Linked DNA regions of Mus musculus: region 2 is linked to region 1. The links are chromatin contacts, found by Hi-C in ENCODE. All regions are on one chromosome and are shown on one strand. Each heading gives the region's core, a stretch centred on a gene start or an enhancer-like site at or near the end of the contact. The rest is flanking DNA. Distances are from core to core; before and after follow the strand shown.

Region 1 (7,224 bases), core at 141-2,640:
TGAGGATCAATACTGAAAAGCTCCAGCGAGCGGCTGTTCATGAGCGCCGCCAGCGAGTAGATGAGGCGCCCGGCCTCGCCTGGGTCCGGGTCTTGTGCCACCACGCGCAGTACTGATGTGCCCGCTGCCTCATTTTCAGGTACCAGTGTCTGGTAGTTGTATTGAGGAAACTGCGGGTGGCGGTTTGCAGCACGACGAGGACGAGCCTGGTTAGTTGAGAGTATTTGCTTGGCTTCAGGACCAGTCGGAAACCCGGGAGGGCGCGGCCCAGGGCGCTCAAAGAGGAAACGGCGGCGGAAGAGACCGCGGGAGCGCATGCGCCCGGGAGCTGTCCGAGACTCGCGAGGTGCTGAACCCGGCGTAGGAGCTGTCCTCACAGCACGTGGTGCTGAATCCTCCCCCAGGCCAGATCCTAAAGAGCCGGGGAGGCAGTCCCGCCGAAAGGGTCCCCTGTCCACTGTGGAAGTCGCGGATCTCTCACCCTGACCCTTGTGTCCTGGCTCCCACAGCTTCCCGCAGCAGCGAGAGGTTTCCACTCTTTTGCGGATGCTTCTCCTAGCATTACGCTGGAAGGCCACTGGCCTGGAGCCATCAGGCTGAGCCAGAAGTTCTGAAGGGTGAGGAGAGCTGTTCCTCAGATCAGAATCCCCTGGGGACAGAGCATCGAGTGGCAGGCTACCTCTTCGTAAAGGCCCTGTCCGCCCACAAGAGGAGATCTCTGGGTGCCAACATAACAGATACCCTGGACCCTGACCTGCCTCTTGCTCGCGACTACCCAATGCCTGGACCACCACCTCCGCGTTTGGTTGCTCAGGGGCCCCTCGACCATTCCGGGCGTTTTGCCTACCTACTCGGAGCCTCATGAAGACAGGCTCCCTGACCCCCAGGCCAGGATCTCCATCTTCCCAGACGCCGGGAGATTCGGGACAAAGAGCTACGGCTCCACTGCCGATTTGCGCTCTTGGCCCAGTAGTAGTAGCAACCCCTGGGTCCCAGTCCTGGTCCCCACCGCCCCCCAGCTCCTCCCGGCTAAAAGGGAACAAAGAGAGGAGAAGGAGCAGTAGTACCGGGGTCGACGGTCCCGGGAGACCCCACCATAGAGGCCGCCTCGCCATCACCCCCGCCTCCCGTCACGGCCTCCGCCGCCCCCCGCCCGGGTCCGGGCCTTGGGCCCGCCCCGCTGCTCTGGCCCCCTCCTGGGCCCCTGCCGCCGCCCCGGCCCTCCGCCCCTCTGCCCGTCGCTCCGCGCCGCCACTGCTCTCTGGGCACCATCTACTCCGCGGCCAGAGCCCCTTTGGCATACGGCCCCGGCTTTTGCCGCCCCCACCACAGCATCCCCGACGCCGCTGCCGCCTCCCGACGCTCCAACATGGCTCCCGGCCGCTCCGATGGTTTGCTCCACCTCCGCCCCGATGCCCCAAACCTGGTGGTACAGCCCGTCGCGCATGGCAGTTCTGGCGACTGAAGCCGTTACCGCCATCTTTATTGAGAACAGAAGTGCTGCCCACGGTGCTGAACGGAGCTGGGAGTTTCTCCGCTACTCTGCCACCGCCCTCCCTCTCATCCTAGTGCGCTATTCCAGCGTGGCTTCCTAGTCTTTCTTCAGACCGAGAATCTCGTCTCCCTTTAGAGCGCTAGTTCCGAGCCCTAACACCCATTTTGGTTTGAAAATGTGCTGTCATCGGTCTGGGAAGGGTTACCATATAGAATCCTGGGACTGTGAAAATAATGGCCAGACACCGGCCTGGTTCAAACAATAGCGTTAACTGTTTATTAACAAGTTTAACTTATGAGAAACATGTCGCAAAAATCTCCTTGTTTGCTCCTACAGAACAGGATCTGAAAACGACCCTTCTGAGACAGGAAGAGAAGCCAACTCTTCTCCGCCACGAGAGTCACTAGCGGTCTCCCAGACTTGGGAGAGACACCACGTCTCTCTAGGCTATGGTTCTTTCCAGTGTTCTGAGATGCCACGTGGAACCCAGGGTTGTACAACTGTGGACCCAGCTTCCTCAGATCTCCGCCCCCTCGCCTGCGACAACTGCATCCTTTAACCCCTTGAAGAACCCGACAGAAGCTCAGTTCTCCCTAGTCCTGGTCCAGTCTAGCTTTCCGTCCAACTCCTGGCACGCGCGCATCTCAACCAACCAATAGCTAGATGTGGCGCAACAGACGTCACAGAATCCTAGAGAAAGGCGGCGCATTCCAATTAGAGTGTCATTGTTTCTATTGGCACAATGGGAGACCCCGCCCCTCTCGGAGGACTCCATTGTATGCGGGAGGTAGGAGGGCCTCGCGGGTTCCACGCTAGCCAGCAGAAATAATCCAAAAGACGCGCTATATTGATCAGCCTCCAAACTTGGCATCGGTGATGAGCTGCAACGCAAGGTGCAGGGGACTCATTCATTCTGACACCGAGACAGGAGTCAGGCCTAGGACCCCAGAACATTGCCCTGGGTGCGGTTCCCCCGGCTGAGTGGTTACTACTTCAAACAGTCCAAGAACTCCTGGCCAAGACCTCTGGCCCGCCCCCAAATGGTAGCTATGACATCACCAGCAACCAATCAACGCATTCTCTCGCTCCTGGGTTTCTTTGCTTCGGGGAGGTTTGGCTCACTCGGGTTGCACTGGACGAGGCTGCTGTGATCTGACCCATGGGTATCAGCTGTAGTGTTTGGGGTCGTTAAGTCTTAAGACTCAAGTCAGAGTTCCGTGACAGATACACCATTTGTGCGTGTAGGTGGACTATGTACAGCGGCACTAAAGAAAGTACTCCGTAGGATTGTAGTTCCTGACTAGAGAAGAGAGGAGCGGGACCTGGTTTTGAAGCGCCCGCCGCTCTGTGGGTCCACAGACTAGCTAGTGGAAAGCGCAAATCTCAGGTTGAACAAGGAGGAAACCAGCTGGAATCACAGAGGAGACCCCTGAATGACCTTAGGGATCTGGACTTCCGGTACGAGTTGCCTGAGCAGCACTTTTAGGATGCCATCCCGGCTCTTGCCGCGTGGGCAGATGTGTTAAGTAAGGCACCTTGGCTGAGGGAAATCGTTCCGTTTTCCCCTCATGCAGGGCTGGTGACTGGCCTCCACCTTTGACGTCTCCGTGGCGTCTACTAGAGACGACATTCGAGGCGGCTGCGGGCGTGAGACTGTCTCCCACTTTTCCCCCGTTTGTGGCTGCTGTTGGTAAGCCGTTCCCTCACCTTGTTTTCTCACATATCCTCACTTCTGTGTCCAACCCACAGTAGTCGCTCCCAATGCACTTCCTGGAAAGAGAAAAATGAGGAGCCTAAAGGAGGTTCAGCTGGTGAAGGTGCTTGGTGTCCAAGCTTGAACGCCCGAGTTTGATCCCTGGATCCCATGTAAGAGTGGAAGACCGACCCCACAAAGTTGTCCTCTGACAACCATCCACACTTTCAAATGAAATGCTGTTGGTTCCTCCCTCTGCTTCCAAGACCAGCTTTGTCCCTACCTCCTAGGAACAAGTAAGACCTCCAGGTGGCCTTCTCAATAGTTCCAATTGCAGGGTCTACGCAGGTCTCAGAGACGCAGATTTGATGTGAGGCAAGACCAGACAGTAGTGATGAGAGCTTCACGGGACCTATCTTTTCTGTTAGAATTTCCTTGTAGAATGTGTGCACATTCTGCACATCAAGGCCCTGAGCTCAATCCCCAGCACCATAAACAAAAGAGAGACTCTGGTCTTGATGTGGGGTCACAGACCTTTAATCCTAGCACCCAAGAGACAGAGACTGGTAGATCTCTGAGTTTGGGACCAGCCTTCGCTACATAGTAAGATCCTGTCTCAAAACAAAACAAGCACACATAGAATACTGGCTGTATCTCCTCAGCTTTTCACTGGGCTATAACCAAACTCAAAGTAGAACATACTATATCTCACATGTGGAGCTGTTGAGGACTGCTGTGGAAAAACACATAATTGTGTTAATTGGTCTCATTTTACATGCATGGCCACAGCGTTAGTATGTTAGAGGACCTAGGCAATCAGTGTGGTAGGGCAAGAAAACCAATTGAAAAGAATATGGAGGTTAAGATGGAAAAATCGTGTCCACAGTCAATATGATTGTGTAAGTAAAAAAAAAATCCAAAGAAAGGGTGAGCACTTAGTGGAGTGCTTGCTTCTGTCTGAAGCCCTGGGGTAGATCCTCAGCCCTGAACACACCAGCTGTAGCAGGCAGGCCTGGGATCCTAGCACTCAGGAGGTAGAGGAAGGACGGTCAGAAGTTCAAGGTCTTCAGACACAGAGTTACCTGAGGGCCTGTTCTAAAAATAAAATTTAAAAATCCAAGGGACACTAAAGGTGATTGTCATTTTGCTTGTGTATTAGATTTGTCTGATGTGTATGAGTGTATTGCCTGCATACGTGTATGTGCCACACATGTGTCTGGTGCGTGCAGAAGTCAATATAGGGCATCAGATTCCCCAAGAGGTAACGTTACAGATGGCTGTGAACTGCCGTGTGAGTGCTGGTAACTGAAACCTGGGCAATCTGCAAGAGCAACAAATGCTCTTAACTCCAGCCTCACTAAAAGGAAGTTGTTAAAGTGAGCTTTAAAAAGTTGTTGGACATGGGACTGGAGAAATGGACCAATTGTTTAGAGAACCTATTAGTTTTGTTTTGTTTTGTTTTGTTTTGTTTTGTTTTGTTTTGTTTTGTGATAGAGTTTTTCTGTATAGCCCTGGCTATCCTGGAACTCTGTAGACCAGGCTGGCCTTGAACTCTCAGAGATCCACCTGCTTGCCTCCTGAGTGCTGGGATTAGAGGAGTGTGCCATCACCCAGCTAAAGAAATGATTTTTAATAAAACATAAAAATGTACTAAACAAACAAATGAAAAACATCAATAAACTGGACTACATTACAATTAGCTTTGTTTGTTTGTTTGTTTGTTTGTTTGTTTCTTGAGACAAGGTTTATGTTTGTGACAGCCTTGGTGGCTGTCCTGGAGCTCTCTTTGGAGACCAGGCTGGCTTCAAACTCACAGAGATCCACCTGCCTCTGCCTCCCGAGTGCTGGGATTTAAAGTGTGTGCTACCACACCCAGTTCCAGTGAACAAATTATTCTTATTCAGTGGCAATATTAAGAAGGGAGCCAGCCAGGTGTGTTGTTACATACTTGCAGTCCCAGTACTGGGCTGAGATAGTAAGATATCAGTTACCTGTTGGCTAGGGCTAGATAGTGAGACCATGTTTCAAATAACAATAGCAACAATAACAACAACAAAAGAATATTAACCAACCCACTGCAGTCCTGTGATCCTACAGACTCAGCCTCTTTGAAGACTGAAATAGGAAAGTTATTCATGTTAAGGTAACATAGATCTTGATGGACAGATGATAGATTGGATGGATGGATGGATGGATGGATGGATGGATGGATGGATGGATGGACGGACGGACAGACAGACTGACTGACTATATATAAGTATAAAATTTAAGGACTCATGTTGAATACATATATAAGTCAATAAAAATACACAAATCAGGGGCTGGTGAGATGGCTCAGCGGGTAAAAGCACTGACTGCATTTACAAAGGTCCTGAGTTCAAATCCCAGAAACCATCTGGTGGCTCACAACCACCCACAGTGAGATCTGACGTCCTCTTCTGGCATGTCTGAAAACAGCTACAGCATACTTATATATAATAATAATAAATCTTTGGGCTGACCAGAGCAAGCGGGGTCAACAGGAGCGAGCAGAGGTCCTAGATTCAATTCCCAACAACCACATGAAGGCTCACAACTATGTGCAGCTACAGTGTACTCACATACATAAGATAAAGAAATAAATCTATAAAAATACACAAATCAGTAGATATATGGATAAATGATTAAATAAGCATTACAATGGAAAGTAATTGAATAGCCAGGAAACTAATGAAAAGGTGCAAGTCTTTGAATATTGCACTTATCATGGTGTGCTATTCTTCCATTAAAAGGGGGAAAGACTGGGTTGATGGCTCAGCAGCTAAGGCACTTCTCATATAAGTGTGAGGACTAGAGTTCAGATCTCCAGCACCCACGTGAATATTGGATGGATGTGACAGCCTGTTCACAATTCTCAAGTTCAGAGGGCAGATGGGTATCCTTGAAACATCTGGCTATGCATACTAGCGGTATTGCTATTCATGCTGTATTGCTGAGCTCTGGGTTCAACTGAGAGACTCTGCTTCAGTGAATAAGGCTAGGAGCTATGGGGGAAACGCCCACCGGGCTTGGGCCTCTATCTGCATATGCATCTGCACACGAGTGCTCACACACACTACAGCGCACACAGACATATTAAAAGAAAAAATAATCAGATTTCTCCTCATTGCAGCCTCAGTCAATGTCTTTTGAGGACAGAGCTGGACTCTCTACCCCTCAAAAAAAAAGTTGTGCAGGAGTAGCGTGGGGTTCAGTGCATGTCCCACATGGGCCAGACCTTTATGCATCCACGTTAGGTGCCATTTCTGGTTCAAAATAATGCTCAACCTACAGATTCCTACTGCTCCTGTTTGCGTCTCTCTACCATCCAAACACTGTCCTTTCTTGGCAGAGCTAAGTGTTCTCTGTCCCTCATTCTCTCTCCTGCCTAGCCACATCCCACATTGACCCTTCCAAACAGCTGGAGAGGTGTTGTCTCACAAACTCCTCTTCCCGACAGGAACCACAGGAACCCACCTTTTAAGCTACAATTTTATGATGTGAAACTATTGCAGGGCGTTTGCTGAGGGGGTTTTGGAGTCCTGCTCTCCCCACCCCTGGAATGTTTGGGAACGGTACCCAGTATTTATGTGCGCCCCTGGCCAGAACTTCTGTATCTTCTACAAACATGCTGGACCCCCTGGATAATCCTGCAAATGTGAGGGTGGGCTCCATAAACCTATATACTGTTTATCTAGGAGCCAGCCCTCAAAGCGCAGGGCAGCCCAGCTCTTCCCACAAAGTCAGAGTGCGCATCACAGGAAACAGCAGATGCCACCCAGGGCTCCTGCCTCGGCTTCCTGGGAACCCTCTGCTTTTCTCTGTCTTCTCTCATCTCCTGAGAGTAATGGTTTCCTGCTTGCAGCACTCAAGTGAAAGCAGTCGTGGCTGGAACTCAGTGTCACTGACTTTGGATGTGACAGAGGAGGCAAACTATCTCAGGGCAAAGAGCAGGGAGCAGGCTGTGGCCCTTCACCCAGAGCCTGTGAGCTCAGCATGGTGACAGAGCCAATGGCTA
Region 2 (7,795 bases), core at 686-3,185, 1.4 Mb before region 1:
TCCCGGTCCGGGTGGATACCTACCCGGTACGGCCCCAGCGGTGAGCACCAGCGTGACCCCCAGAAGCAGCAGCACTGGCGGCGGCCCCCAGTCCGGGCCCCCGCCTCCAGCTCGGCCCATTGCGCGGAGCCCCTGCCGCTGTGCGCGGTGCGCGCGGCTTGGCTGCGCCCTCGGCTTGCCCGGCCGCTGCGCCTGCCGCCCGTGTGCGGCCGCCTCAGCCCACGGTGGGCAGCATGAGCCGCCGCATGCCGCCGTCAGCCGCTGTCCTCCGAGCGCCGCGCCTCCCCGCCTCCCGCGCCGCCGCTGCCGCTTGCCGCTGCCGCGTTCGGCGCCGCCCCCACTCCGCCCGCCCCGCAGCACGTCGCGTTGACGCCGGCCCCTCTCGGTCTTCCTCGCCAGGGGACAGTCAGACCCCTCTGGCACGGGACGTGGAGAGCGATGCAAGCGCGGCGCGCAGGGGCGGCAGCAGAGCCACTGGGGGAAGCCGACAGGTGCACCGGCGGCAGCCCACGGGGCCCGCTTGCGCTTCCAGTGCTGAGCGCGCTGGGCCGCGGACCTGCGAGGAACCCACCCGCCACGCGCGCGCAGGGGAGGCGGGGACGTCGCGGGCTCCGACACCCGCAGGCTCGGGGCGGGGCTCGGAAGGGCCACAGGGGGCGGAAGCCCGCGCCCCCAGTGTGGAGAGAGCGGAGCCCGGGGCACGGACTGTCCGGTGCCAATCCAGAATTCGGTGTCCAGAAGGTTCTCCAGTCCGACTCTAAGTCTTCTTCCGGAGAGCAGGGAGAACATCGACAGAGCCTGGCAAGGAGGCGAATACTACGGCCTAGGCTCTAATTGGATCAGACCTAATCTGTCCACAGCCAAAGCCATTAGTTTAAATCTTGCACAGCCAGGTCCACCCAACGTGTTATCCGGTCCCCAGTATTTGGACTCCACCTTGCGTTTTCTAAATCCAGGGCGGCCTTCCGCAGGTGACCAGTACTACCCAAACCCAAGTTCCTGGTTAAACCAAGAGGTCTAGATCACTGCCAGGTGCACATGCAACGTGGAGAGAGAGGTCTCTGTTCCTAACCCAGGTTCACTGCTTACTGGGAGACCTGTTGGAAGGGAGGCAGAACTACAGCTTAGTCACCTGGCTTTCCCCGCCTCCAAATAGCCTACATATTGATGTTTTATTATCGACCTAAATGATCATGTTCAGCTCAGTCCAAGGGTTAGTCCAAGGGCGATGCTGGTGTTGATAGTCTTCTGTCAGTGACCAAATATGAACAAGATGGAGGACCATCATTTAATCTGTCTCATACCTGTCTTCTAGTGAGTTGCCTTGGTTCAACACTCCTTTTCTCTCACAAGTATGGTTGCAGCTTAGAGTCCCCTCAAGGCTGACAAAATTCCAGCAGCTAGGCTCTTATATCCTGGCTCGGAGGTGGCTATGTAGGGTCTGTATGACATCTAGAGAGTGGCAACCAGACATACGTGTCCTAGTTTGGAGTTCCAGTCAAGAGGGGGCTTGCTTACCCAGATATAATACCTATTTCTCTCTTCAATTCCTGGGTGGTAGTTGTCAAAAGTGGATGTTGGTGGAAGTTCCTACCACACAGGAGATCCTATGTAAGTCCTTTCATGCTAGGGCATGGTCACAATAAAGTCTTTTCCTACTTATGGTAAAACACTTAAGAGTTAGGGAGAGCACTTGCCTAAAATGAGTGAGACTTCAGGTTCAATTCCTAGTACTGCAAAATAATTGTATTTGCTGGTTATGGTAGCTTATGTCTGTAATCCCTGTCTAGAACCAACTAACCAACCAAATCCTTCTATCTACCCTATTTCCCACCCGTAACTATCCTTTTAAATTCTGTTTTGATCAGTAGAACAAACAAGCGAATGTGAAATATTTCCTTCCTCAACTATCTTCTCCCCTCCCTGCAGAGAAATTCTGCTACCACTTTTTTCAATTTTGTTTAAGTTGTCTGAAACTGAACCCAGGGCCTTGTGCATGCAAGTAAAGTGATGTCAGTGAGCTATATATCCAGCACCAATTTGGTACTAAGCAAGCAAGCAAGCAAGCAAGCAAGCAAGCAAACCAACCAACCTCTGGCCTTCTGCTCCTCCCTAACACTGAGAACAGAGTAATTGGGCAATGCCCATTCTGTGGTGAGAAGAACAAGATTTAGCATCAAATCTGTGTGTCCCCCGAGTTAGTCACTGGCGACTCCAGCATGAAAGGATCTGGCAAGCAGTGTCAAATGTATGGTGTGTGCGTGCATGAAGTGATATGAGAACTAGAACAAGGAAACCACCACTGCCTATCTATAGCTTCCACGTGTCCTCTATTCACATCATGCGCCATCTGGGCGCTACACATGCTTTGTATGGCAATGGCTTCTTCATGCCTCTTTCCTACTGTTTTGGTAATTTGTCTCCAAAGCCAAGCAGAGCCATAAAGACCATTGCCATGACTGCCGTACACACCCTTAAGTGCAGAAAAGACACCTGCTTCACTGATGCTACCACCACTGCTCCCATACCATGACCACACATAATTTGGTCTGGATGGAGAACATCAATTTGACTTTAAATCCTCAGTATAAACACCAACATATTCAAATTTTGGCTTTCCTTTTTAAAAGCTGTATTCATCTGAATATGGAGGCTTCTTATATCACCCTTTAAATTCATGTACACGGGTGTTTTGCTTGCAAGTATCTGCACAACACCCATATCTGGTATCCAAAGAGTCAGAAGAGTCAAGCGCTAGAACTGTTGTTACAAACAGTTCTAAGTCGCTGTTTGTGCACTACAGACCCTCATTTCCTTTCTTGCATTTCAAAAGGAGCAGGATGCAGAGTAGGACAATAGAAGCCTTGTCTCCTTACCCAGCCCAGCATCCACTTTTACCTGGGCATTTAATGCTTCAGCCCCTTGAGACCTTCCCTCATAACCCAGGTTGGCAACAATCTTTACAGACCTGAAGCCAACCTTAAATTCCTAACCCTCCTGTCTCTACCTCCCATGTTCCAGGAGTACAGGTATGCCGCTATGCTGCTATGTCTAGCTGTTACTAATGACCACCACAGAATGATCAAGCTTCTGATCTTAGGCATGGAGACAAGCGATTGCTTTTGTGGGGGGTGGGGTGCAGAATGGGCTACTAGGAATAGGTCTACTCACACCATTCCTGGTAGGAAGGGACGGGCTAAAGGGCTTTTGTGTTGACAAAACTTCCTCACAAAGACTGAGTGTTCTCATTTCAGAAAAGGGTTATCACAAACCTTGGGGTGGTTATTTTGCCAGGCAATGGTTTGTTATTATGATGCAAAGGGATTTTGAATTTATTAACTAACTCTAAAGCCAGGCCAGTTAGGAGAAAACACTCAACTAATGCAGATGACACCTGCTGCCTGGGAAGAGGACTAAGGACTTCTCAGGGACCCTGCAGGTGTTGCAGAATAAGATGACCCTTAGCTGGGTGGCACATGGTCAGTAGATGCAGGAAGATCAGAAGCTGAAGGTTGTCCTGGGATACATGAAGGCAGGGATGCTACAATCCAGATGGCTATCAGAAGTCTGTCAGTGTCAAGGCCAAGCCAGACTCACGACCTCTCAGCCCCACACTTGCTCCGTGTGACCGTAGGAGAGCCAACCACAGGTGGCTAGGAAAGGAGAAAGATCTAGCTCCCTTACTGTCAGGTGCCTACGGTGCTGTCACTACTTTGCTAAGGTTTTCACGAACTACCTTTAGGGCAGGTGGTCTCTGTCAGCACAGCTGCTCTCCATGAAGCTACAAGAGCATTCAAAAGCTTGCCAGGGGTGGGGGGCGCGGACAAGTAGTTAAGGATTACCCCCAGATTTCTTTCTTTTAATGTGTAGCCCAGGCTGGCCTCGAACTCGTGATCCTCCTGCCTCTGCCTCCCTTCAGCAAATCCTACCAGCGTGTGCCACCACAACCGACTACCTCCAATTTCTGCATAGCAGAAAAACAAACACAGGAACCCCCTGGTTTTCTCAGGAGTCAGAACAGAGTCGGCTGGTCCCAGAAGGTACAAGGGTATTAATTGTAACAGGTTCACTAAATTTCCCGTCTCATTAGCCATCCCTACATCCCTGGGACAGGGATTATCTGCGTAGCTCTGGCTGTCCTCAAACTCCGAGATCTGCCTGCCAGTGCTGGGATTAAAGTGTTACCACAGCCAGGCCACTATCAGCGTCTTCAGCCCTTTGAAAATGCAAAAGCTATGAAAGAAGTCAACCATGCCAACCACGCCTGGCTCCCGCTATCCATTCTTTCTTCTGCTTTTTCCCAGATGGCATTTCTCTCTGTGTAGCCTTGGCTGTTCTGGAGATTCGCCTGATTCCATTCCTGCTGAGATTAAAGGTACGAGGCACTACTACCAGGCTCATCAACCATTCTTTATAGCAACCTGGTATAAGGTCTCTGTCACAAGCTCAGGACTAAAGTCCTTCCCCCACCTCACTATGTAGCCCTAGGTGGGGTCACAAGAGATCCACTCGCCTCTGCCCTTTATGATAGAGATATACATTCCCAGGATTAATAAAGTCTAGTCCCTCCCCAGCCCCAGGATTCCATAGGCAGCACACATCAGAATCCATGTTGCACCTCCCACTAGGAACTGAATTCAGGATAGTATACAGAAATTATAGACCACTCAGTTCAGATTTTACATTCTCAGTTTTCTCCAGGGGGGAAAAAAAAACCAAAAAACTTTTTGGATAGGTCTTGCTTGTACCACAATGCCTTTCCTGCCATCAGGATACTGTAAATTACTTTCATTTTCTTCAAGGATGCTTGCCCTATGTGAAATGCTGCTATTTATTAACTGTTTTACATTCTGGTGGCTTGGATGGCACAGCCTGGCTACTTTACTTACAGCTGTGATACACTTCAAACATAGCAGGATCTCCTATTTTTATTGGATAAAATGTCCTAAGAAGGATTTGTAGAGTTTTGTACCACATAACCTTTTTAAGAAGAAAAAGTTTAAAGCCAGACGTGGTGGTATTCGTTTTTAATTCTAGTATTTGAGAGGCAGATGGATATCTGTTAGTGCAAAACCAGACTGATCTGTATAGTGAATTCCAGGCCAGTCAAGATGGTACAACAGTGAGACTCTATCTTAAAAATTAAACCCATATAAATATATATGTATGTAATTCTAGTGTGCATGTGAAGGCCAGAGGACAATTCTTGGGAGTCAGTTCTCTCCCACTATGTGTGTAGCCACGGGACTGAACTTATGTCATCAGGCTTGGTTGCAAGCACCTCTTATCGGCTGATGAGACCGGGTTCCATCTAAGCGGTACCTGACTAACTCTGGCTCACTAGGGCTGTTCCCCTGGGAGGAGGCAGGATGTCCTCCTCATCTTCCTTTGATGAAGGGGAAGGCATCCATTCACACTAAAGCACGTGTAAAGGCCCCGAGCAACGGCATTTTAAGATCTAACCAGGCCCAGGTGAGACTGAGTACTCTTTCTTTACAGGACACACTAGAAATGAATGGATGAATGCAGAGAATGGGACTAGAATTCATAAATGGTATTTCATTTATTCAATGCAAACGAGGGACATTAAGCCACTTTCATTCATTTTCTCCCAAACTCTCAAAGCTCCTTTACCTCATTAGAACAAAACCTAAAGAAAAAAAACAAATAAACAAACAAAAAAACACCAAAAAAAAAAAAAAAACCCAACAAAAAACAAAAACCCACACTGAGAAACACATTTGTACAAAAACCACACAGTATCCAAGCCCGCCCCTCACAAAACTGGATGGGTGTTATTACAGGAATGATACCTAACTGACAGTCATGGAAAGAGCTGTGTTGAAGTGTTGAACTTAGGTTCTATAGATTATCAACAATGTAAAAACTATTCCCACTTGCATCTCTCAAAACTGGAAAGCAATCACATTACAGACCTCAGGTTACAGACAAGCAGAGTCCTATACCTCCCCTAGGACTCCGGGGAGAAGGCAAGTGCTGGAGTCAATTTACTTTGGGAGAGAATGGAGGGAAGGAGGGCAACCCTGGCTGCGGTCAGAAGACACCGGGGTTTTCCTGGAGGAAAAACAAGCACCCAGGGAATAAGCGAATCTCCATTTCCACCCCAAGGCTCTGGAGTCATTAGCTCTAGCTCCAGGACTCTGGCGGTGACGTGGGCTCCTGGTTAGAGGAAAACCAAGAGTCTTAAAGGCAAATCTCAACTGTAGGTTTTTGTGTTATTAAGAAATGCCTACCTATAGCTCTCATACATAAAGCTTTAAAATACACATAAAAATACACCCGTAAGGTGCTCTACCTTGCACTCTCAAGAATGAAACTGCCACTTAAAGTTCTGCTAAAAACACCCTTTTGCTACTAATGGAAAGACAGAAAGGAGGGAGGGAGGGAGGGAGGGAGGGAGGGAGGGAGGAAAGAAGCTGGCAAAACCAAAACCCATCTAGTTGTTCATCAGCAGGGGTAGATACAGGCTCAGATTAAGGCTTTTTTTTTTTTTTTTGGTGGCAATTCCTCTGGGATGGCACTTAAACCTTACAGCCTCGCACTCTGGAGCCAAGTGAGGTCCTTGTGCCATTAGCACAGTCTCCATAACCCTGTGACAACAGATGGAATGTGAGGTCTCAGAATGTGAGGTACAGGAGGCTGCTCATCACATGTGAGCATTCCCACTCCCGTTCTGCACCTCAGTACCGCTTAAGAACCCCGCTCACCCTGGCTACAGCAAGAGGTAGTTTAGGGATCTGTACCCCCACCCCCACCAAGCCGCATGAGATAAAATGTTCAACATAATCTATAACCCATTTTACATTTTTTTCCTTTCTTATAGGAAGGTTTAAAAAACATGTAATGTTTATTGGGGTGGCGAGGGTAGGCCCTATGTGTTTGGGGAAGGTTGGGAGGTTTGGAAGGGTTCCTAAAGGTTTGTAGGTAGGGCCCCAGACCCTTTATCTTTGTTAGACTGGGAAAACCCCAACTCTGAAAGCTCACGCTGCCCTTGGGAAAACAACCACCATGTTCCAATCCTGCAAATCTTCTGCACAGACAACCAGAATGGCGGGAGAAGGTAGGAAGGGCTTGTTGTAAAGCTGTGCTCTTTGCTATCTATCGTGTACTAGGTACAGTGGCATGTTCTTCCAGGCACAGGGAAGTCCTTCATGGTCCTCACCAGGAAATCAAATCGAAAGGATACCCCCTTTCCCCAGCTCTTCTCATCTTGGTGCACTTATGTGTGACAAGTCTCAGGGACTCTATCAGTAGCACCACTCTAGCTCAGATAAGCAGAAATAAGGTCACTTATAATGCCTTAAGGTGTGTCCCTCTGTGGCTATCTCTTTCTGCCCATTACCATTTTTTTTGGTTTCTATTAACTTAGGATACTTTCCTTAAAAAAACAACCATTACAAAGGAAGAAAGGACAATAATTATAGAGGATTATACATTGAAGCCTTAGACAAAGCAGAGAGAGAGAGACAGAGAGAGATACACACAAAGAATACTAATGTCAACACAACAGGACCTGCAGACCACCTGCCAACATCTGTCACACGGGGACAGGGGAGACACATGGTACTTTTTAAATGACCAGAGCACATCAGTCACCACAGGCTTCCCAATGAGTGTCAACTAAGGACCTGACACAAGAAGTATCAAGGAGTGGAGAGACATGGGGCTTGTGCTTGGGGTTGTGAAAAAAAAATCCTGCAAGAAAACCAAGGAAGCCGAGACACAAGTCCTGCCATCCCCATTCCTGCTTGTGGTGGCTGTGGAGGCTCTTGTA

Evidence for each region. Hi-C counts contacts between places; a loop is a spot of excess contacts on that map.
Region 2: a map of T-helper 1 cell shows a loop between it and region 1 (2.8-fold over the local background). The contact joins the promoter of Cspg5 here to the promoter of Celsr3 in region 1. A Hi-C loop is called at or near these places in 2 of 37 maps with a recorded cell type or tissue (T-helper 1 cell and regulatory T cell).

Annotation. Positions count from the first base shown.
Region 1 is chr9:108,820,211-108,827,434 of GRCm38, reverse strand. It overlaps Celsr3 (cadherin, EGF LAG seven-pass G-type receptor 3), which reads right to left and starts at 1,390. Exons shown (of 36, transcript NM_001359572.1): 1 at 1-1,390. The coding sequence starts at 1,115. Gm35025 (a long non-coding RNA gene) reads left to right here and starts at 1,315. Exons shown (of 2, transcript XR_871161.3): 1 at 1,315-2,953; 2 at 3,070-4,312.
Region 2 is chr9:110,237,923-110,245,717 of GRCm38, reverse strand. Cspg5 (chondroitin sulfate proteoglycan 5) reads right to left here and starts at 1,935. Exons shown (of 5, transcript NM_013884.3): 1 at 24-1,935. The coding sequence starts at 120. It overlaps Smarcc1 (SWI/SNF related, matrix associated, actin dependent regulator of chromatin, subfamily c, member 1), which reads right to left. Exons shown (of 28, transcript NM_009211.2): 28 at 5,540-7,795. It also overlaps the pseudogene Rn4.5s-ps2.